2 separate regions of the Homo sapiens genome follow, and region 2 is linked to region 1. Evidence: read pairs that join two places in POLR2A ChIA-PET (ENCODE). Cell type or tissue: Caco-2. All regions are shown on one strand. Links, peaks and the distances in the headings refer to the core of each region. The heading gives the core; the rest is flanking DNA. Region 1 overlaps RPS27 (ribosomal protein S27). Region 2 overlaps NUP210L (nucleoporin 210 like).

Region 1 (2,753 bases), core at 254-2,753:
AGGCTGGTCTTGAACTCCTGACCTCGTGATCCACCCGCCTCGGCCTCCCAAAGTGCTGGGATTACAGGCGTGAGCCACCGCGCCCAGATGAAACTGCCTTATTTCACAAATAAGGATGAAAATTAGCCACTTATCACATATAATTTTAACAAACAGTGTAAACTAAGCCTTGCTAGTCCTAGTAACGTGGTGGATTAAAGGTCCCCCTCAGCCGGGCATGGTGGCTTATGCCTGTAATCCCAGCACTTTGGGAGGCCAAGGCGGGTGGGTCACCTAAGTTCAGGAGTTCGAGACCAGCCTGGCCAACATGGTGAAACTCCATCTCTACTAAAAATAACAAAAATTAGTCAGTGTGGTGGCACATGCCTGTAATCCCAGCTACTCGGGAGGCTGAGGCAGAAGTGCTTGAACCTGGGAGACACAGGTTGCAGTGAGCCAAGATCGTGCCACTGCACTTCAGCCTGGGTGACAGAGCAAGACTCCGTTTCAAAAAAAAAAGGTCCTCAACTTACTACCAAGAAGCAACAAACTGGATTTGGCAAACACACACCACTCAGAAGTGGAAACCACTACTAAATCTTGAGGTATAACAGCTACTTTTGCTGAAATTCATAGTTAGGGATAATTCAAGTAACAAAACAGACTGGGTGCAATGGCTCACACCTGTAATCCTAGCACTTTGGGAGGCCAAAGTGGGAGGATGGCTTGAGTCTAGGAATTTAAGACCAGCCTGGGCAACACAGAGAGACTCCATCTCTACAAAAAAACTTTAAAATTAGCTGGGTGTGGTGGTGGCACACATCTAGTCCCAGCTACTAGGGAAGCTGAGGCAGGATTTCTTGAGACAGGGAATTCAAGGTGGCAGTAAGCCATGATTGTGCCACTGTACTCCAGTGATACTGTGTGTCTAAAAAAAAATTTTTTTGAGATGGAGTCCCATTGTCACCCAGGCTGGTGTGAAGTGGTGCAATCTTGGCTCACTGCAACCTCCATCGCCCAGTTTCAAGCGATTCTCCTGCCTCAGCCTCTCGAGTAGCTGGAATTACAGACACCCGCCACCACACCTGTCTAATTTTTTATTTTTAGTGGCATGTTGGCCAGGCTGGTCTTGAATGCCTGACCTCAGGTGGTCTGCCCACCTAGGCCTCCCAAAGTGCTGGGATTACAGGCGTGAGCCACCACACACAGCCTAAAAAAAAAAAAATTAACACAACACTATTGTCTACTCCATTTCCCCACTTTTTTTTTTTTTTCTGAGACAGAGTCTGGCTCTATCGCCCAGGCTGGAGTGCAGTGGCACGATCTCAGCTCACTACAAGCTCCGCCTCCCAGGTTCACACCATTCTCCTGCCTCAGCCTCCTGAGTAGCTGGGACTACAGGCACCCGCCAACACGCCCAGCTAATTTTTTATATTTTTAGTAGAGACGGGGTTTCACTGTGTTAGCCAGGATGGTCTCAATCTCCTGACCTCGTGATCCGCCCACCTCAGCCTCCCAAAATGCTGCGATTACAGGCGTGAGCCACCGTGCCCGGCCATTTTCCCCCTTTCAGCCAAAAGCTGAAAGTAACTCTAAAATGGGTTAAATTGGGATAAAAACTTCCTGTAATAGTGCCATTACTATTACTTATTTTTAAGAATTATTTTTAGCAATATTCTCATTCTAGAGTTGACTTTGCCTTTTAAGGCCTTCCTCAGATATGCCTTGTGACATTTCCTGTCCTTTTTCCAGCATACAATGCCTTCCTAAACAAGATACAAACAGTTCCAGTTGTGTATGTACCAACTCTAGGAACACCACAGCCAGGTAAAAAAGCCTCTGTCCTCATCTTTGAAAAGCTCAGATACACACGTTTAATTCACTCAACTTTTCCCTCTTCTTCTAGGTTTTTTTAACTCCACAAGTTCTCCCCCTCACTTCATGAGTCTACAACCTCCATTGGCCCAAAGTCGGCTGCAACATTGGTTATGGAGTATAAGGCACTAACCTCTGCTTGGACAAGTTTCTCTTAACTGCAGGGGAATGAAGATTTCTAGTCCTCGACAAGAAGCCTAACAGCAACTTCTACATTAAGTTTCCAGATAAGGCTTCTGAGAACTATAAATAAAGCATCCTAAGCTGTTTCTTAAAACTGGTATGTCAGACTGTATTGTAAAGAGTTAACTGTCGGCCGGGCGCGGTGGCTCACGCCTGTAATCCCAGCACTTAGGCAGGCGGATCACCAGGTTAGGAGTTTGAGACCAGCCTGACCAACATGGTGAAACCCCGTCTCTACTAAAAATACAAAAATTAGCCAGGCATGGTGGTACACACCTGTAATCCTAGCTACTCAGGAGGCTGAGGCAGGAGAATCACTTGAACCTGGGAGGCAGAGGTTGCAATGAGTCAAGATTGTGCCACTGCACTCCAGCCTGGGCAACAGAGCAAGATTCCATCTCTCTTATAAAAAAAAAAAAAAACACCAAACACAACACTTGAGATAGTATCACAGTTTAAAAAAAAAACAAATTTATCCAATGAGCCTAGGTGGTTAAAAATGCCCCCAAAGGGACTTTTAAAGTACTTGGCCACTTACGTGCCCCAAATGACTCTAATATTCTCCTCTTCCTGGTTGCCCCAGAATACTTGAGACAGGAACTTCCTAACACTTAAACAAGACAATAAACAGGATTTATCCAAAATGTGTTTATTGAGATGGTTTCCCACTCATCTTGACTCAGAGTGCTTTTAGTGCTGCTTCCTCCTGAAGGAAC
Region 2 (9,516 bases), core at 4,170-6,669, 86 kb before region 1:
GACAAAAATTTTTTAAAAATAAAGCAAGGTCTCCACCAGCCTGGACAATATAGTGAGACCTTGTCTGTACAAAAAATTTAAGGCCGGGTGCGGTGGCTCATGCTTCTAATCCCAGCACTTTGGGAGGCTGACGTGGGAGGATCACTTGAGGTCAGAAGTTCAAGACCAGCCTGGCCAACACGGTGAAACCCCATCTCTACTAAAAATACAAAAATTAGTCAGATGTGGTGGCATTTGCCTGTGAGTCCAGCTACTCAGGGGGCTGAGGTATGAGAATCGCTTGAACCCAGGAGATGGAGGTTGCAGTGAACCGAGATCACACCACTGCACTCCAGTTTGGGCAACAAAGCAAGACTGTGTCTCAAAAAAAAAAAAAAAATTAAAAATTAGCCAAGCATGGTAACGTGCTCCTGTAGTCCCAGCTACTGGGGAGGCTGAGGTGGGAGGATTGCTTGAGCCAGGTAAGTGGAAGCTCCAGTGAGCCAAGATTGCGCCACTGCACTCCAGCCTGGGTGACAGAGTGAGACTCTGTCTCAAAAAAAAAAAAAAAAAAAGAAAGGAAAAGGAAAGAAAAAACAACAGGGTTTACCACCCTGTTGAGACTACCACCATCTCTAAATTGCACTGGTTAACTTTTACCCTTAGTAACTGAACACAGCACAGCTGCAGTTTCATACCATTCATGACAAGGTAGCCACCCAGGAATTAAAGGTTCCTCATCCCCCACCCTTTCATCCTTTCTCATCCCAAACCACCGTTTCTGTGCCACAGTGCCATTCTATCAAATCCCACCTCAATCACACCAATTGTTCAGGAAAAACTCTCAAACTGTGTTTTTCCTCTGCCCTCACACCACCACAACAATCATTAACACAGAAGATTTCTGTTTCATGAAAAATATGAGAGAGGGAAGAAGAAAAAAGAAGACTTCTGTAACCAAACGTATGGGTTTTTTCCCCACACATCAAGCAGCAGACACCAGCTGGGTGTTCTCCAATTCAATTCTGACACTATCTACCTGGAGTTACTGTCAGATCTCACAGGTTGAGGGCTCAGTCACCAAGACTGCCCACACCTAAGACACAAGTTGCAAATCCAGGCCTCCAGAACTTCTGACCAACTGGCCTCTAGTTGGGGTTCCCCTGACCTCTTTGGGTTCAATTAATTTGCTGAAGTTGAGAGGTGAAGCCAGCTGGGCTTCTGGGTCTGGTGGGGACTTGGAGAACTTTACTGTCTAGCCAAAGGATTGTAAACACATCAATCAGCACTCTGTAAAAACACACCAATCAGCGCTTTGTGTCTAGCTAAAGGTTTGTAAATGCACCAGTCAGCACACTGTAAAAATGGACCAATCAGTGCTCTGTAAAATGGACCAATCAGCACTCTGTAAAATGGACCAATCAGCAGGATGTGGGCGGGGCCAAATAAGGGAATAAAAGCTGGCCACCGAGCCGACAGTGGCAACCTGCTCGGTTGCTTTTCTGTGCTGCGGAATATTTGTTCATTTGGTCTTCACAGTAAATCTTGCTGCTTCTTACTCTTTGGGTCCACACTACCTTCATGAGCTGTAACACTCACCACGAAGGTCTGCAGCTTCACTCCTGGAGTCAGCGAGACCACAAACCCACCAGGAGGAATGAAGAACTTCTGATGTGCCACCTTTAAGAGCTGTAACACTAACTGTGAAGGTCTGCAGCTTTACTCCTGAAGCCAGCGAGATGATGAACCCACTGGGAGGAATGACCAAGTCCAGACGTGCCACCTTTAAGAGCTGTAACACTCAAGGCGAAGGTCTACAGCTTCACTCCTGAAGTCAGCGAGACCAGGAACCCACCAGAAGGAAGAAACTCTGGACGCATCTGAAGGAACAAACTCCGTTTCTGACCAGTTCCGTAATTGGTCAAGAACCTACCAGAAGGAACCAATTACGGAAGCAGAGTGACTCATGGAACTCAGGGAAATATTTACTTATGTTTACCAGTTTATTATAAAGGATATTGTAAAGGATACAGATGAAGAGATACATAGGGTGAGATATAGGGATGGGGCGTGGAGCTTCCATGCCCTCACTGAGCATGCCATCCTCTGGGAATCTCCACCTGTTCAACTATCTACAAGCTCTAACTATTATTGAATTGTCTATTTCTTCCTCAATTCTGTCAGGTTTTGCTTCATGTATTTTGAGGCTCTGTTATTAGGTACATACGCATTTACAATTGTTACATCTTTTTAATAGATTGACCTTTGGCAATACCACAATGCAATTCTGACACCAATATGCAGTTAGCTGACTCCACGGTTTTAAAGGCACAGTTCCCAACAAGACTGCCCTCACTTCAGATGATAGTTGCAAATGGGGGGACTCACAGGCTACCCACTCTTATGACCAACAAGTTTGGTAATTTGTTAGAATGACTCACAGTTTCGTTATAAAGGATACAAATCATTTTGTGTCCTTTTGAGAAAAATCTTCAGAGAGTCCCAGACACGCAGCGTCCATGCCCTCTCCATGGGATTAGGATCTGGTGAAAACATAACAGGTGGAACACATCAATGTGTTTACCAAACAGGAAATTCCACTGAGTTTTGGTGTCCAATGTTTTTTGTTTTTTGACACAGGGTCTCACTCTGTTGCCCAGGCTGAGTGCAATGGCGTGATTATGGCTTGCTGCAGCCTCACTTCCTGGGCTTAAGTGATCCTCCCACCTCAGCCTCTAGAGGAGCTGGGACCACAGGTCTGTGCCATTACACTCAGCTAATTTTAAAATTTTTCTGTAGAGTCAGGGTCTCACTGGGTTGCCCAGGCTGGTCTTGAACTCCTGGGCTCAGGCAGTCTTCCTGTCTCGGCCTCCCAATGTGCTGGGATTGTAGGTGTGAACCACCATGCCCAGCTCCAGCGTTTTATTGGGATATTATTATGTAAACATGATTAATTATGTAAACATGATTAATTGAATAATTGGCCACGTGATTAAACTCCATCACCAGCCCTCCTCTTTTCCCTGGAGGTGGGGCTGCTATCACCTGACCCAAAACCTCATCCTTCTAATCACATGATTGGTCTTTCTGTCCTTATCCAACTCCATCCTGAGTCATCTCATTAGCATAAACTCAAATGTTATCCAAGGGGGCCACCATAAATAACAGACACAATCCTATTACTCAAGAAATTCCAAAGGTTTAGGGGTTACCTCCCAGGAACTGAGGACAACCTCTTTATTATAGATTATTATTTTATCATTATAAAATGACCTTTTCTTTAGTAACAATTTTTGTATTAAAGTCTGTTTTGTCTGATGTTAGTGTAACTACCTCAGCTCTCTTTTGGCTACTGTTTGCATGATACATCTTTTTTTTTTTTCCATCCTTATACTTGTGACCCATGAGTGTCTCTTGCAGACAACATATAGCTGGGCCATTTAAAAATTTCATTATGCTAATCAGACTTTTCATGGAACATAAAATTTATTTATACTTAATGTAATTACTGATAAGGTAGGCATTATGTCTGCCATTTTGCTATTTGTTTTCTATATGTCATATGTCTTTTCTGTTCCTCTTCTTCCATTTCTTCCTTCTTTTTCTTTTCTTTTTTTTTCTTTTCTTTTTTTTTTTTTCGGAAGCACAGTCTTGCTCTGTTGCCCAGGTTGGAGTATGGTGGCACTATCTCGACTCACTGCAACTTATACCTCCCAGGTTCAAGCAATTCTCCTGTCTCACCCTCCTGAGTAGCTGGGAATCCAAGAGCACATGCCACCATGCCCAGCTAATTTTTGTATTTTTAGTAGAGACGAGGTTTCATCATATTGGTCAGGCTGGTCTCAAACTCCTGACTTTGACTGATTTACCTGCCTTGGCCTCCCAAAGTGCTGGGTGTTTTTGTTGTTGTTATTTATTTATTTATTTATTTGAGATGGTCTCGCTCTGTCGCTTAGGCTGGAGTGCAGTGGTGCCATCTCTGCTCCCTGCAACCTCTGCCTCCTGGGTTCAAGTGATTCTCCTCAGAATCTCCTCCCAAGTAGTTGGGACTACAGGTGCACGCCACCGTGCTTGGGAAATTTTTTGGTATGTTTGGTAGAGACAGGGTTTCATCATATTGGTCAGGCTGGTCTCAAATTCCTGAATTCCTGACCTCAAGTGACCCGCCCACCTTGGCCTCCCAAAGTGCTGGGATTACAGGTGTGAGCCACTGCGCCCAGTCATTTCTTTCTCCTTCTTCCTTTTTTTTTTTTTGAGATGGAGTCTTGCTCTGTCGCCCAGGCTGGAGTGCAATGGCATGATCTTGGTTCACTGCAACCTCCGCCTCCCAGGTTCAAACGATTGTCCTGCCTCAGCCTCCCGAGTAGCTGGGATTACAGGCATGCGCCACAATGCCTGGCTCATTTTTGTATTTTTAGTAGAGATGGAGTTTTGCCATGTTGGCCAGGCTGGTCTCAAACTCCTGACCTCAGGTAATCCACCCATCTCGGCCTCCCAAAGTGCTGGGATTACAGGTGTGAGCCACCATGCCCAGCCTCTTCCTTCTTCTGTGTTAGACATTTTCTAGTGTACTATTTTAACTGCTTTATTTTTTCTTTTACTATATTTTTGTGTATATGTGAATGATATTTTACTTAGCCACTTTTGTTTACAACTGAAACTCTAGGAATTTAAAATTAGCATCCTTGCCTGTGAGCTTTCTTTATAAATACCAAAAATGTTTCAGCCTTGTGCTCCACATTGTCCTGCTATGCTTTGTCCAGATGAACCTTTATGAGCCCACTGCTCATATTCTGTTGCCCATAGTTTCACATGGGAAGACCAAGTGATCTTGACCTTGACCAAGAGATCTTGACCTTGACCAAGATCAATGGTTCATTGTGTACAGCTATTAGAATGCACCTCCTGGAACATTTTTGCTTTTTTTTTTTGTATGGCTTTTTTGAATTGGCTTAGGCAGAATTCTCATCTAACAAATAAAGATAATGTGCTTCTCATTGAACTTTTTCTCCCATTCACATGCTAGGTAGAACTTAGATTTTCTGTAAAGATTTCAGTTGAGATATGGGGACAAACATTATGATAGTTCGTGACTACCACCAACTTCAATTTCTTTGGCTGCTGTTCTATTCAACTCCCTTAGCTGAGCCTTAAGGTCCCAGTTTATTTCCAGGTTAAAGAAGAGCCTGAGAAGCCAGGTATGGTGTCGGACACCTGTAGTCCCAGCTAGTTGGAAGGTGAGGTGGGAGCTTGCTTAAGCCCAGGAGTTTGCTCCTAGCCTGGGCAATATAGCAAGACCCCTCTCAAAAAAAAATTTTAATGTAAAATTTTTATTATTTTATTTACTTTTTTTTTGAGATAGGTTTTCACTCTATCTCCCAGACTGTAGTGCAGTGCTGCAGTCATAGCTCACTGCAGCCTTGAACTCTTCGGCTCAAGTGATCCTCCCACCTCAGCCTCCTGAGTAGCTAGGACTATAGGCATGAGGCACCATGCCTGACTAATTTTTATTTTTTGCCCAGGCTGGTTTTGTGCTCCTGGCCTCAAGCAATCCTTCCACCTTGGCCTCCCAAAGTTCTGGGATTACAGACGTGAGCCACCATGCTCAGCCAAAATTTTTGTTTAAAGGAAAGAAAGGAAGTACTCCAAAGTTCTTTCCTTACAAAATAAATAAATAAGAAAAGCCTGAGCAATGCTGGCCTCAAACTTATTCAGCTTTTCATCACTGGGCTTCATGATGAACTGCATGGCCTTCTTGTTTAGTGTTGGCTTAGGGAGCTGTGTTGTTTTGAGTGATTTTATTAATTATTGCCCTAAGGATTACAATTAACATCTTAATCTTTAGTAACCTAGTTTGGCATCATACCAACTTAATTTCAGTAGTGTATAAAACCTTTGCTCCGATATAAACCCATTTCCTGTCCCTTGTTTGTGCTGTTTTTGTCATATAAATTACATTTTTATATACTATGCCCATCAAACCAGTAAATATATATATTGTTTTCTTTTTTTTTTTTTTGAGACAGATTCTCACTTCGTTGCCCAGGCTGGAGTGCAGTGATGTGATCATAGTTCACTGCATTCTCTGCCTCCCAGGCTCAAGTGATTCTCCTGCTTCAGCCTCCTGAGTAGCTGGGATTACAGGTGTGTGCCACCACATCCAGCTAATTTTTGTATTTTTAGTAGAGACAGGGTTTCACCACGTTGGCCAGGCTGGTCTTGAACTCCTGACCTCAAATGATCCACCCACCTCGGCCTTCCAAAGTGTTGGGATTACAGGCATGAGCCACTGTACCTGGCCTTTTTTTTTGGAGATAGGATCTTCCTCTGTTTTCCTGGCTGATTCATGGTTCACCGTAACCTCCACCTCCCCAGCTCAAAGGATCCTCCCACCCCAGCCTCCCTAGTAGCTGGGACTACAGGTACACGCACGCCACTGTGCCTAGCTAATTTTTGTAATTTTTTTTTTTTTGTAAAGATGAGGTCTCGCTGTGTTGCCCAGGCTGGTCTTGAACTCCTGGGCTCAAGCGATCCGCCCACCTCGACCTCCCAAAGTGCTGAGATTACAGGCTTGAGCCACCACACAGCCTATAATTATTACTTTATAAATATTTTTTTCTTTTTTCTTTGAGACTGAGTCTCACTCTGTTGCCCAGGTTAGAGTGCAGTGGCGTGATCTTGGCTCACTGCAACCTCCGCCTCCTGGGTTCAAGCAATTCTCCTGTCTCAGCCTCCCAAGTAGCTGGGACTGCAGATGCATGCCACCATGACTGGCTAATTTTTGTATTTTTAGTAGAGACAGGGTTTTACCATATTGGTCAGGCTGGTCTCAAACTTCTGACCTCAGGTGATCCACCCACCTCAGCCTCCCTAACTGCTGAGATTATAGGCGTGGACCACCGCACCCGGCCATATATTTTTCTTTTAAATCAGATAGAAAAAAAGAATAATTACAACCGAAAATACATTTATACTGTCCTTTATATTTACCTATGTAATTATCTTTTCCAGATTATTTCTTCATGGTGATTCAAGCTATTGTCTAGTGACCTTTCATTGCATCCTGAAGGACTCCCTTTAGTATTTCTTGTAAGACAGGTCTGCTAGCAATAAATTCTCTCCATTTTTGTTGGATCTTAGAATGTCTTAATTTCTCCATTTTTGAAGGATTATTCTGCCCAATATAGAATTGTTGGCTGGCAGTCTTTTTATTTTATTTTATTTTATTTTATTTTTATTTATTTTTTTGAGACAGAGTATCGCTGTGTCACCCAGGCTGGAATGATCTCGGCTTATTGCAACCTCTGCCTCCTGGATTCAAGCAATTCTTGTGCCTCAGCCTCCTGAGTAGCTGAGACTACAGGCCCACACCACCACGCCTGGCTAATTTTTTGGATTTTTAGTAGAGACGGGGTTTCACCATGCTGCCCAGGCTGGTCTCAAACTCCTGAGCTCAGGCAATCCACCTGCCTCGGCCCCCCAAAGTGCTAAGATTACAAGCGCGAGCCACTGCACCTGGCCCTTTTTCTTTTACTTTGAATGTGTCATCTCACTGCCTTCTGGTCCTCATGGTTTCTGATGAAAGATCAGCTATTAATCCCATGGAAGATCCCTTATGAGGGGTGAATCCCTTCCCTTTCTGTTTTTATGATTCTGTCTTTGACTCTGGACAGATTGATTATGATGTGTCTAGATGTAGATCTTTTTGAATTTATTCTGCTTGATGTTGATGGATTGATGTTGTTTGAGCTTCTTGAATGTTTAATGGTTTTCATCAATTTGGTAAGTTTTGGCCATTATTTCTTCAAATATTCTTTCTTCCTCTATTCTTCTATCTCCTCTCCTTCTAGCACTCCGTTTTTGCATATACTGGTACGTATGATGGTGTCCCACAGGTCTCTGATGTTTGTTCTTTTTTTTCATTCTTTTTTCTTTTTATTCATCAGACTGGATAATCTCAGTTGACCTAGCTTCAAGTTCTCCAATTCTTTCTTCAGCCTGTTCAAATCTGCTGTTGAATTCCTCTAGTTAATTTTTCATTTCAATTATTGTACTTTTCAACTTCAGAATTTCTTTTTGGTTCTTTTTTGTTATAACTTCTATCTCTTTATTGGTATTCTCTGTGTAATGTGATAGCACTTTTGTATTTTCCTTTAGTTAGTCAAACATGAATACCTTTAGTTCTTTGGACATTAAAGTTAATTAGAAGTCTGGCCGGGCACAGTGGCTCATGTTTGTAATCCCAGCACTTTGGGAGGCTGAGGTGGGTGGATCATGAGGTCAGGAGTTCAAGACCATCCTGGCCAATCTGATGAAACCCTGTCTCTACTAAAAATACAAAAATTAGCCGGGCGTGGTGGCACACGCCTGTAGTCCCAGCTACTAGGGAGGCTGAGGCAGGAGAATCACTTGAACCTGGGAGGTGGAGGTTGCAGTGAGCTGAGATCATGCCACTGCACTCCAGCCTGGCAACAGAGTGAGACTCTGTTTCAAAAAAAAAAAAAAAAAAAAGAAGTCTTTGTCTGGCCCAGGCATGGTGGCTCATACCTGTAATTCCAGCACTCTGGGAGCCTGAGGTGGACGGATCCTTTGAGTCCAGGAATTCGAGACCAGCCTGAGTGACATGGCAAAACCCCACCTCTGCAAAAATACAAAAATTAGCCATGCATGGTGGTGCATGCCTGTAGTCTCAGCTACTTGGGAGGCTGAGGTGGGAGGATTGCTTGAGTCCAGGAGGCAGAGGATGCAGTGAGCTATGATTGCATCACTGCATTCCAGCCTGGGCAATGAAGTAAGACTCCATCTCAAAAAAGGAAAAAAAAAAAAGAAGTATTTGCCTTGTAAGCTCAATGTCTGGGCATTCTCAAGGCAGTTTCTATGGAAACTGCTTTTATTCTCATGTATGGACCATACTTATTTCTTTACATTTCTAATAATCTTTTGTTAAAAACTCAACATTTTATATAATATAATGTAGCAACTCTGAAATCAGATTCTTCTCCTCCCCTGGTTTTGTGGCTGCTTTTGTTTTTTGTTTTTGCTGAGAACATTTATTTAGTGTCTTTTCTGAACTAGTTCTGTAACATCTGTACTCTTTGACCTATGTGGCCACTAAAAGTCTCTGCTTAGTTAGCTTCATGGTCAGCTAATTATTGGCAAATATTTATTTGTGTTCCTGGTATTTTAATTGAGATTATGTTAAATTTATTTATTAACTTGGAGTAAGTGGAATATTTATGATGTTGAGTCATTGAGTCATCTTGTCAAAGAATGTGTATATGTGTGTGTATATATATGTATACGTGGGTATGTCTCACATATATATGAGAGCTTAGAGACATGTTTTAAAATTGCTGTACAACTCATACTTTTTTAAAACAAATTTTATTTACAAGCTCTGTTCACTGAAAGGGCCTATAACCCAATAGTGATGTACAAACATCTGGGTTTCTAAATACTAGTCCCCATTTAAAGGAATCAGAGCCTCTTGGAGAACTAGTTGATTCCAGCTCAGTAGGGAAAGTGAACAATGAGTCT

The links. ChIA-PET counts read pairs that join two places held together with the same protein. Peaks named below come from ENCODE experiments on the same cell type or tissue, not always from the same donor. Only the 100,000 strongest peaks of a DNase experiment are listed, where the experiment ranks them.
Region 2: POLR2A ChIA-PET joins it to region 1 with 7 read pairs; 11 of 35 experiments call an interaction of 5 or more read pairs at or near these places.

The regions. Positions count from the first base shown.
Region 1 is chr1:153,992,068-153,994,820 of GRCh38, reverse strand. RPS27 (ribosomal protein S27) reads right to left here. Exons shown (of 4, transcript NM_001030.6): 4 at 2,666-2,753. The coding sequence ends at 2,728. It overlaps NUP210L (nucleoporin 210 like), which reads left to right. Exons shown (of 40, transcript NM_207308.3): 39 at 1,732-1,806; 40 at 1,886-2,131. The coding sequence ends at 1,986. Among named protein-coding and RNA genes, the nearest start is that of RPS27, 2.7 kb to the right of the region's middle. In Caco-2, for the core only: no CTCF peak of the experiment used is centred there; a DNase peak (open chromatin) is centred at 1,308; H3K4me3 peaks cover 181 bases.
Region 2 is chr1:154,075,077-154,084,592 of GRCh38, reverse strand. All of the region lies in intron 16 of NUP210L (nucleoporin 210 like), which reads left to right. It also overlaps the pseudogene RPS7P2. Among named protein-coding and RNA genes, the nearest start is that of MIR5698, 25 kb to the left of the region's middle. In Caco-2, for the core only: no CTCF peak of the experiment used is centred there; no DNase peak of the experiment used is centred there.